2 separate regions of the Homo sapiens genome follow, and region 2 is linked to region 1. The links are chromatin contacts, found by Hi-C or POLR2A ChIA-PET in ENCODE. All regions are on one chromosome and are shown on one strand. Each heading gives the region's core, a stretch centred on a gene start or an enhancer-like site at or near the end of the contact. The rest is flanking DNA. Distances are from core to core; before and after follow the strand shown. Region 1 overlaps MMP24-AS1-EDEM2 (MMP24-AS1-EDEM2 readthrough). Region 2 overlaps UQCC1 (ubiquinol-cytochrome c reductase complex assembly factor 1).

The links. A loop is a pair of places that touch in the nucleus more often than their neighbours do. ChIA-PET counts read pairs that join two places held with the same protein, here RNA polymerase II (POLR2A). Pooled maps may share reads with other maps.
Region 2: POLR2A ChIA-PET joins it to region 1 with 11 read pairs in WTC11. The contact joins two enhancer-like sites. A Hi-C loop is called at or near these places in 2 of 50 pooled maps. POLR2A ChIA-PET finds 5 or more read pairs at or near these places in 8 of 52 experiments (Caco-2, H1, MCF 10A and 4 more).

What each region holds. Positions count from the first base shown.
Region 1 is chr20:35,259,620-35,265,326 of GRCh38, forward strand. All of the region lies in intron 2 of MMP24-AS1-EDEM2 (MMP24-AS1-EDEM2 readthrough), which reads right to left. It overlaps MMP24 (matrix metallopeptidase 24), which reads left to right. Exons shown (of 9, transcript NM_006690.4): 5 at 4,172-4,333. Among named protein-coding and RNA genes, the nearest start is that of MMP24-AS1-EDEM2, 16 kb to the right of the region's middle. RefSeq lists enhancers at 1,655-2,416, 2,417-3,180, 3,181-3,942. Within about 2 kb of position 3,758, at least 16 of the 41 ENCODE cell types and tissues checked have a DNase peak (open chromatin) inside an H3K27ac peak, as active enhancers do.
Region 2 is chr20:35,324,793-35,330,499 of GRCh38, forward strand. All of the region lies in intron 7 of UQCC1 (ubiquinol-cytochrome c reductase complex assembly factor 1), which reads right to left. Among named protein-coding and RNA genes, the nearest start is that of FAM83C, 35 kb to the left of the region's middle. Within about 2 kb of position 2,624, at least 6 of the 41 ENCODE cell types and tissues checked have a DNase peak (open chromatin) inside an H3K27ac peak, as active enhancers do.

The sequences.
Region 1 (5,707 bases), core at 2,508-5,007:
GGCAGAAGAACAGAGGCAAAGGGAAATGCTATCACCTTTCGTGGGGCTGGGGGAGTTAATGAGATGGGAACGACCAAATATGGAGATCCTAAAAGAAAGAAATGAGGCAGAGACAAGGTCCACTTGAGTAGCCGAGTAGACTGCTGGGGACTTGCTCGGAGGCCCAGGGACTTACAGGAACACACCCTATCAGGGGTGCTGGTGCTCACACACAGCTCAACAGGACCCTGCTAATGAAGGGTAATACTTCTGTACCAGGAGCTGGTATCAGCGCATTACACACCCTGCCCCATGAATCTTCACCCACATCCCTATGACGAAGGTGCCATTGTTCCTTCTATCTTCCAGAGGAAGAATTTAAAATGTCACACTGCTAGGACATGGCAGAGCTGGGATTCAAAACCAGGCAGTCTGGCTCCCAGAGACTGCATTCCTGACCACTCTGCTTCCCTGCCGCTCACCCTCTTGAAGAGTGAAGACCCTAGCAGCCTCCTGCCCATGGAGCATGGGGTCCTCATAGCAGGCCTCTCCTCCTCATACCTCTGCCTTCACCTCACAAGCTCAGGGAGTCCTCCTGCCCCTGCCCTGCTCCCTCTGTCTCCCCCTCAGGGCTCTCTTGGGTTTCTGTGCAGCAGGATACTGGCTCCCTCGCTCTTCCCTTCCTTTTGGTTCCTGGACCCAAACCACAGGCCTCTTTCCTTTAAGGGGTCACTCCTGTTCTCTGCAGACCCAGAACAGGGGTTAAAAGAGCAAGAGACAAGGCTGCGGACAAAGGTTTTGAGTCTCCCACAGTGCTCAGAGCCGTGTTCCCTGGTTCCCAGCTGAGCTCCCTGTGGACAGCCCCTGGGGAAGAGCCTGCTCAGGAGACAGAGGCCCTGAACAGCTTGTCCCAGGTCATAGAATAGCCCAGGAGCACAGCCAGGACTGGACCCCAGGAAGCAGAGCTGCCTTCCGCTGGCTCTACCAGTTTGTTTGGGATGGAGCTCAGCGATGAGCTCACCCTTCCCTGCTGCCAGAGGGGCCAGGACCTGAGTAAGGAGCTGGGGGCGGCCTGGCCCTCTCATGCCAGCAGAAGGCCAGCCCCAGGCTTTTGGCCAACCTTGCACTGATCTTGCCCATCCCCCTTCCTTTCCGTTGCTCAAAGGTGGCTTCACAGAAGACACTGGCGGTGTCAGTAGTGTGGGAGGCATGTACTGCCCGTGGCCTGGGTCTGCCCCATGGGGTTCTTCTCTCTTCCAGAGACCTAAGCCAGGAAGGCCAAACAATCCCCACCCCCATGTGTCCCTAGGCCAGTGACGCTGGGGCCAGAGTGGGCAGTAGGACTCTAGACCACCTCCTAGGTTCCTGGCAGCCTCCCTGGACTTACAGGTGGCAGGAATGGGCCGAGCCATGCCTTAGGGCCAGAAGATAAGAGGCAGGGCTCAAGGGGCTACAAATGCCAGAGGTCAAGGCAAGCAAGGGTCTGACACTGGGCAGACAGGAGTCAGGACTGGTGATCCACAGCCTACCTGACTCCCTACCCCCTGCATTTTCTCCCCAAAGCTGCGGTTACTTCATCCCCCTAAGTTCAGGCCTCCTTGTCCTGTCCTAGGCACAATACAGAAGCCCAGGGGAGTTGGCTTTCAGAGGATCTGGTTGCTGGCGCTCCACTGGCCTCGTGCTTCCTTTCTGGTCAATGGGCTTCCTCCAGTAACCAAGCTTCTATCTTACATAGGATTACAACAGCTGCCATTCTGTGTCATACCACGCACTTCACGTGTATCTTATTCAACCTCACACAACCCGGTGAGGTAGGTCTGATGCCCCCAGTTTACAAGTGAGGACATTGAGGCTTAGGGGTAGCCCTGCTGGCCATATTCACAAACTGGCAGGGGGAATGAAGGTAATCTGTCCTACTCAGGAGCCCAAGCTCGTAACCACCGTGCCATGGAGCTGCCTCAGTTCCACCCTCAGGATCCTGTGTCCCACTTCCAGGACCTGGAGTGTGTTTTCACCTACACTTGAATCCCTGCCTCAATCTTAGCCAACAGTTCCCTGCTTCCACAACCAAGGTCCTGCAGAGAGCTGCCCACGCCCGGGCCCCACCTGCCCTGCCCGGGGTCTCCTGAAGCTGACTGCCAGTTTGCCAGGACTTGCTCTCTTTGTCCCCACTCCCTCCCTCCACCTCAGGGCATCCTTTTTTTTTTTTTTTTTTTTTTTGAGATGGAGTCTCACTCTGTTGCCCAAGCTGGAGTGCAGTGGCGCGATCTTGGCTCACTGCAACCTCCACCTCCCAGGATCAAGCGATTCTCCTGCCTCTACCTCCGGAGTAGCTGGTACTATAGGCGCAGGCCACCATATCTGGCTAATTTTTGGTATTTTTAGTAGAGATGGGGTTTCACCATGTTGGCCAAGCTGGTCTCGAACTCCTGACCTCAAGTGATCCACCCCGATCAGCCTCCCAAAGTGCTGGGATTACAGGCGTGAGCCACCACGCCCAGCCAGCTCAGGGCCTTTTCATCTCTTGTAGGGGTGGGTTGCCCCTCCACACCTGTGGGTGTTTCTCGTAAGGTGGAATGAGAGACTTAGGAAAGAAAAAGACACAGAGACAAAGTATAGAGAAAGAAATAAGGGGACCCAGGGAACCAGCGCTCACCATATGGAGGATCCCGCCAGCCTCTGAGTTCCCTTAGTATTTATTCATCATTTGTGGGTGTTTCTCGAAGAGGGGGATGTGTCAGGGTCACAAGACAATTGTGGGGAGAGGGTCAGCAGACAAACACGTGAACAAAGGTCTTTGCATCATAGAGAATGTAAAGGATTAAGTGCTGTGCTTTTAGATATGCATACACATAAACATCTCAATGCTTTACAAAACCGTATTGCTGCCCGCAGGTCCCACCTCCAGCCCTAAGGCGGTTTTTCCCTATCTCAGTAGATGGAGCATACAACCGGGTTTTATACCGAGACATTCCATTGCCCAGGGACGGGCAGGAGACAGATGCCTTCCTCTTGTCTCAACTGCAAGAGGCATTCCTTCCTCTTTTACTAATCCTCCTCAGCACAGACCCTTTACGGGTGTCGGGCTGGGGGACAGTCAGGTCTTTCCCTTCCCACGAGGCCATATTTCAGACTATCACATGGGGAGAAACCTTGGACAATACCTGGCTTTCCTAGGCAGAGGTCCCTGCGGCCTTCCGCAGTTTTTGTGTCCCTGGGTACTTGAGATTAGGGAGTGGTGATGACTCTTAAGGAGCATGCTGCCTTCAAGCATCTGTTTAACAAAGCACATCTTGCACCGCCCTTAATCCATTTAACTCTGAGTTGACACAGCACATGTTTCAGAGAGCACAGGGTTGGGGGTAAGGTTATAGATTAACAGAATCTCAAGGCAGAAGAATTTTTCTTAGTACATAACAAAATGGAGTCTCCTATGTCTACTTCTTTCTGCACAGACACAGTAACAATCTGATCTCTCTTGCTTTTCCCCACAATCTCTCGCCTGGACCCCAGCATCCAAACAGATCCCCCTGCCCCAGGTCTTGTTCCCTCTAATCCTCCCTCAACTGCAGCCAGAGTGATTTAATTGTATCACCACCCCCACTCCTACTTAAACCCCCCACTAGCCAAGAAGCTGATCCAAATTCCTTTGTATGGCATTAAGCGCCCTGCTTTCCAGCCTGGCTGACCTCATCTCTCTCCGGCCCTCCCCTCCTGCTTTGTTCCAGAGCCAGGTGGAATGAAACTGCCTGTCTCTGGACTGTGTTTATTGCATTCCATCCGCCAGGAATGCCACCCCCACCCTTCCTCTCCTGCCCCCTGAATCCGTTCTCCTGACTAACTTCTGATCCTTCAAGACTGAGCTTCAACTTCACCTTTGTGAAGCTTTCCCTGAACATCTTCCTCCAGGTTTAAATGACCCCTCTCTCCTCAGAATCCCTGCTCGACCCTCCCAGACATTCTTAAAGCACCCAGAGCCCTCTGCCTCACTTGTCACTCTCTCTCTCCTTGTCCCTGCTCTGCAGAGAGGCTTGGGAGGCAGGGGTTGTGCCTGATTTCTCTGTATGTCCCTGGTGTCCAGCACGGGGCCTGGCACAGGGCCCGTGCTCGGTGTTTGCTGAGGTAATGGGTTGGCTGACCGACTCATATCTAAGCAGGTGCCCTGGGCACCTCCCCACACTCCTCTCCACAGGGAACGACCTCTTCCTGGTGGCTGTGCATGAGCTGGGCCACGCGCTGGGACTGGAGCACTCCAGCGACCCCAGCGCCATCATGGCGCCCTTCTACCAGTACATGGAGACGCACAACTTCAAGCTGCCCCAGGACGATCTCCAGGGCATCCAGAAGATCTATGGTGTGTGGCAGGGAGAGGGGGGACTGCTCCTTCCTCGGGGCTGGGCTGTGACTGCCTACCTGTCATGGGGCAGGGGACGAGGGAGGGGGACGTTGCTATCATCAGCACTGCTGCTGTTTCTCTGTGTGTGACCTTTACAGACTTCCAATGGCTTTGCCTGGCCAGAGGGCAAGGCTTCCCCTGGCACACCTGGGAAACCTAGGGGAGGGTCTGAGCTGTAACTGAGAGGGACAAAAGTGAGGTGAGGGCCACCCATTCCCTCTCCTTTACCCCTCCCCTTCCACACTCTTCCCCGTCCCTTCATGCTTCTCTCCCTCCCTCCCACACCAGATGGTGACTGAGTGCTCCCATAGATTCCACCTCTAGCCAGGCAGGTTCACACATCTGCAGGAGTAACGGTGATACAGCGTGATGGGGACTATAACCAGAGCTTTGTTCTTTAAAAAGAAAAAACGAGGGCCAGGCGTGGTGGCTCTTGCCTGAAATCCCAGCACTTTGGGAGGCTGAGGCAGGCAGGTCACTTGAGGTCAGGAGTTTGAGACCAGTCTGGCCAACATGGTGAAACCCCATCTCTACCAAAAATATTAAAACAAACAAACAAAAAAATTAGCCAGGTGTGGTGGTGGGCAAGTGAAATCTCAGCTACTTGGGAGGCTGAGGCAGGAGAATCACTTGAACCCAGGAGGCAGAGGTTGCAGTGAGCTGAGATCGCACCACTGCACTCCAGCCTGGGCAACAGGGCGAGACTCCGTCTCAAAAAAAAAAAAAAAAAAAAAAAAAAAAAAAGAAAGAAAAGGTGAAAGATGAGAAGCTACTGCTATCTAGGTAAGATATGAAAGGCCTCCTACACACCTCTCTCCCAGTTCTGTTCACACTGGTATGTGAGGTTCTTGTTCTGGTCAAGTCAGGTGAGCTAGGGAGACCAGTTTACTTGAGCAAATGCTTGTCAAGACAGCACAGGCACCCACAGCCCACAGGCTACGGAGCACAGAAGGAGGGCTCCCTCTGGAGGAGATGACCCAGCCAGAGCCCTGGAGGACAGGCAGGACCTCCACAAGTAAAGCAGCAGAGACCAGGTGGGGGCTGTGGGTCCCAGAAGCTATTCCAAAGGTAGAACAACAGGATCTGCTGACAGATCAGACATGGGGTGAGAGGAAGGAGGGAGGGTCAAGGATGCCCCCAGGGTTTCCAGCTTTTGTAATTGTGAAGCAATAGGGTCCACCAGTCTGCAGCTCAAAATTCTAGGCTGGAGGCCGAGGCGGGCGATTACCTGAGGTCAGGAGTTCAAGTCTAGCCTGGCCAACATGGCAAAACCCTGTCTCTACTAAAAATACAAAAAATTAGCCTGGCATGGTGGTGCACGCCTATAATCCC
Region 2 (5,707 bases), core at 1,374-3,873, 64 kb after region 1:
TGAACATAGAACTACCATATAGCCCAGCAATCCCATTCCTAACTATATGTCCAAAAGAATTGAAAGCGGGAATTGGAACTGATATATTTGTACACCAATTTTCATAGTAGTATCATTTATGATAGCCAAAAGGTGGAAACAACCCAAGTGTCCAATGACAGGGATAAACAAAATGTGGTACACACATACCAAGGGATATTATTCAGCCATAAAAAGGCATAAAATTTTGATATATGCTATAACATGGATGGACCTTAAAAATGCACTCATAAATGCATTATGCTTAATGAAATAAGTCAGACATGGAAGGACAAATATTGTATAATTTGATTTATATGAGGTACTTAGGTACCTTCAGAGACAGAAAGAAGAATAGTCTACCTGGGGCTGATGGGAGGAAGAAAGGGAAAATTATTATTTAATGGGCACAGAGTTTTTGTTGGGGATAATGAAAATGTTTTGGGTATAGATAATGAAAATTGTTACACAACACTGTGAATGTACTTAATGCCACTGAATTGAGCATTTATGAATGGTTAAAATGATAAATATTATGTATGTATATTTTACCACAATAAAGGAAATCCCAGTTACAAACAGTTCTTCTCAGACAGGCATTTCAATCTGTGACTTAACCATGTGTGTATTAAAGCCTCTCTTAGGACACTTATCCATTTGGCACAGTGGTATCATGAGCTAACTGATGTTCCTCACCAGACTATAAACGGTCTTGGTACAGAATTCTACGTTGCATTGTACATGTTTGATAAGCACGTATTGAGTAACTGCTGTATTCTACTGTGGTATATGCTGGAGGTAAAAAAATCAATAAAACACAGTACTTGTCCTCAAGAAGTTTACAATCTCACGTGGGAGACACACCTAGCACGTTGTATGTACAAAACGGTAATGGTATAGGGACTGAAAGGCTTGAGAGAAGAGGCAACATTTATTACAGTGGGTATTAAAGGGTCAACAGGTATGTTCAGACAGAAAGAATGGTATGTGTAAAGGCACAGGGAGGTGAACAAGTACAGCATTTTCAAAGGGAAGTTTGTAAAAAAAAAAACAAAAAAACACACACAAAAAAAACAAAAAAACACAGAAGCTGCTCATGGTGGCAAGAATCAGAAGGTGGAGCTGGAAGGGCAGTTTGTGTGAGATTGTAAATGGCCCTGAACGCCAGCCACATGAAAGAAAGAACAAGGAAGGGGTTTAAGCACAGGGAAATTGCATGGACAGATTTATTTTCAAAAAGTAACCCTAGAAGTACAGATCACAAAGTTGGGGGAAGGTCCAGAGGCAGGAAAACCAGAGGAGGCTGCTACAATGGTGTAGATGAGAGTCTGTAAGGAACTGAAACAATGTGAAGTGACAACACGAACAAAGAGGAAGGCATGCTTTCAAGAGAAATGACTACAGCCAGAGCAACGGGATTTGATTATCGAGTAGATGAGGAGGAGGAAAGGGGAGGCCATGACTTGCATGTAATCAGACCTCACTGAAGAAAGTGGAGAGAACAGAAAGATGAAAACGGAATGCAAGTTATATGCAATCATACACTGATGACTTTCTGACCCTGGCAGTGCCAAGCGCAGACAACCAGTCTTGTATGATTTTAGCAATCACCATGCCCTTCATGTCTCCTATGTTGTGGTAATGGAAAATCTTACTTGGATAAGATGTAATATGAGCAAGATGTGTATTTAGTTTGAGCCCGGCAGGCGTCTCCAGTGGAGCACAGGCATAACACACCAGGGCCTAGGAGCCTGAGCCCCTTTTCCAGTAATTTGTTCACTACATGTAGGTCGGTATCATTACTCCGGGCCCTCTGCATTCTGACTGCAGCCATGAGGTCTGATTACCGTCAGCAAGAAGACGCTGACACACTCAGGTTTCCAGAGACACTTGGAGGCTGCTAATTGCACCCTGAGCCTCATGACTGCATTTATGAGCGCAGAAAAGCTGCAGGCACTACTTGGCTTTTTTAATTATTTTCTATTAAATTTAGGCAGACTGGGTACAGTGGAAAACTACAGGATGCTTGTTCCACATCACTACCAACCATGTCAACTGCACAGACACAAAAGGCAAACAGGTGAATATAGATCAACAAGTTGGTCAGTTCTTTGCTAATAGAGCTGAGCCACTGTCACTTGTCATGGATGCTGAGGCCCTGAACAACCTAGAGGATCTAAAGGCAACACTGAGATCACTGACCCGAGTCCTTTCCCAGCGATCCTAAAATAGATATCATATTGCCCAGATGGCAACATTTTCTCAGAGGACCCAAAATTTAGCCCCTTACTGATCTTGAGGTTCCTGACCCTTCATCCAACAGCCCTGCCTTCTTCTTCTCCACAGCAATGAAGAGTGAAAGGGGCGGGGTCACCCTAATGAACTGAATCACAGGAGTTAACTGCTAACTCCACCTGGGCACAATGGGTCAGACCAAAGTCTAAAGCTCAAAACAGTAAAGCAGACATTTACATTGTTTCACACAGGTCACAGAATGTTTGTCTTTCACTGCTGTGTCCTAACTGCTCACTGTTCAGAGCTGTACAATTGCCAAAATACTGACCCAATGGTTATCTGAGAAAGAGGCTGTTCCCTGCTGAAGACATGAGGAAGCAAAGGCTCAGAAAGGTCAAGTGACTCACCCAATTATCACTTGGCTAATAAATGGTCAAGAGGTTCACAGAGACAAGGTCTTCTGGCTCCTAGTCCAAGTTTTTTTGTTTGTTTTAAGGCTCAAACAGAATTGCCACTCAGTGGATAGTTTGTACATTCCTGTAGAAGCATCCTGGGAATGGCTGAGCCTGGATCCCAGGTAGAAGCCATATGATCATTCTTACTTAAGTAGTGAGGTGGTCAAGGTTGAGGCCAAGAGTGAGGTTCAGATATCCCTTAAAATGGAATTGACAGAGCCGGGTGCAGTGGCTCATGCCTCTGTAATCCCACCACTTTGGGAGGTTAAGGCAGGCAGATCACCTGAGGTCAGGAGTTTGAGACCAGCCTGGCCAACATGGTGAAACCCCTTCTTTACTAAAAATACAAAAATTAGCTGGGCATGGTGGTGGGTGCCTGTAGTCCCAGCTACTAGGGAGGCTGAGGCAGGAGAATTGCTTGAACCAGGAGGCAAAGATTGCAGTGAGGTGAGATTACGCCACTGCAATCCAGCCGGGGCAACAGAACAAGACTTTGTCTCACAAAAAAAGGAAAAAAAAAAAAAAAAGCATGGAACTGACACAGCCTGTGAGTTCTGAGAGTGACTCCATCTTTATAGGGTAATTCTCTTTTGTCCTCTTTTCTCAGTAAAATGTTCTTAGAAAGGTATTTTATCCAAAGGAAAGAGACAAACTCAGTTAGAATGCTGTATGTTAAAGAGATGATCTCTTTGGTGTTCTGTATTTAAGTCCCAACTCAGACCTAGGAAACGCACTGAAATCTAAGTAAATTTTGGGCCCCAACAGCCCTGTTTCCCCACCTGGTGAGTCTGAAAGATTAATCACTCTGAGCCTCAGTTTTTCCATCACAACTATGCAAAACCACCTTTCCTTTTTCCTTTTCATATTAACAGATGAAAATGCCTAACAGTAAGTAAATTAGTAGTGGCAAACATCTATTTCACTCTCAGGCATTGTTTAAAGAACCTCACATGTGATAACTCATTTATCCCTCACAATGCTACAAGCGATGTAAGGTGGGTATTACAGTTATGTCTATTTTACGGAGAGAAAACTGAGGCATAGAAAGGAAACAGGCATAGAGACCTTGCCCAAGGTCACATGGCTAGGGCAGGATTTGAGTCCAAACTGGCTTCAGTATGTGAGCACTCTCAACTACTCTGTGATACTGCATTGGAAAGGAGGTTATAAACTCAACCCAATCCCCCACTTGGAGATGAGAGCCTGGAAGTCTCTGAAGCTTCTCTCAGGACCTTGGGGCTCACCTACTCTCCTGCCTCATCCTCCCATTACACTCAGCCCTGCCCTGGGATAACTCCTGGAAGAAGCCTGCAGTGAACACAAAACAAAAAAGCAAGTGAACTCATATCTTTCTCGTTCGTCTGTTTCGTGTGGAAGTGAATCCAGGAAAGATTCAACTTCCTTTCTCAGCATAAACTAGATTGTAAGCCCTGTAAGATCACTTATCTCTGGTATATTATCTACCAACCACATTCAGGGATTAGCATGTGGCGAGAGACAAAAATGTTCCTTGAATAAATGAATGAAACAATTCTTAATAAAACCATACAAATTAATAATGCTACTGGATCTAGAGGAAATACATTCAATATTGCCTTCATCAAATGTATTCAGCACTACCCAGGCATCAAGCACTGTTTTAGGAGCTGAGGCTACAGCAGTAAACAAGAGACAATTCCCGAACTCCGGGAGTTTAGGATGATTAGTCAGGCTGCTGAATGATTTGCAGAATGAATCTGAGATGAAGAGAGTCAAGAGGCAGGAGGACCAGTGAAGAAGCAGCCGACAGTGAGTTTAGGTGAGAGGTCAGGACTGGATCTGAGCATCAGTAGGACAGTTGAGGCCCTGATAGTGGTTGTTTTAAAGAAGGGCTCCTTATAGTTCCTCCTGCTCCTTTGAGAACCAGGCACGTCACATTGATGGCAAGGATCACTGACATTCAGAAAGACCAGCTAAAGAGAGGACAATGAACATGGAAAAACAAGTCCCTCCACTCTAGCTGGGCCCCTTCAGCTCCAACCAACCCCACAGGGCCATTCACTCAGCATTTTGGGGGAAACAAAGTGAGAAAAGAGTGTTACAGCTGCCTCATCAATGGATCCAGAAATACTCATGGCACACCCAGGGCAGCTGAAAGAAACATCTGTCTCTACTGTATCCTAGGTCTGACCTCAGAGCCTCCAGAACTTTTTTACATAGCCCCACCCAGATCCTGGCGGAGCTACTGCCCTCTGGTGGTACCCAATGCAGGGGTTAAGCCCACAGGAGAAAAGAGTCTTGTGGTAGGACATGGAGTGAGAGGCATAGTCAACCCCAAGAGCTCGTCACAGTGCCTGTATGTCTTACTACTGCAACCACTGCTTTTTCCAAAGACGCTATTTACAGAAAACTCTGGTTAAAATGCAAGAGTTATCTGGGACCATTAAAACAGATCCTGTTGGCAACCCTTAACGATTTGGCATGAATTTAATCAGGTAAACTGCAGTGTAAGTATAGAATTGATTCTAAGAAGATAGGGTTAGGAATAGACTCTGTGAGTTCACTCACTCATTCACCATTCAACCAATATTGGATGGAGGCTTACCATGTGCTAAGCACTGTGCTAGACACTGGAATGCTGACCTTAAGAGAAAAGGATCAGGAGGTCTTTGATTGGAGGCTTTTCCCAGCAACACAAAATGCAGGGTGTGTGTAGTGGCTCTAGAGAACAGCAAAGATGATAGTATCAAGTAACGAAAAGAGCAACAGAATCAATCAAGAGAAGTGAGTTTTAGTCTCTGCTACTACCGCTACTATATGACACTGACCAAGCCTTTTTCCTGACCAGGACTGAGTGTCCTCACTTGGAAAGGGTTGAATTAGGATCATCTTTGTGGCTGTCAAGCTTCTAGGAGCTTGGCGGCCACTGAAATGATTAGGAGATGGCATAAAATAAAAACACTGACTGCTTGGCAATTCTGACCAGCTAGGGCTAGCCCTGGGTGGGGCTTCCTGCCATC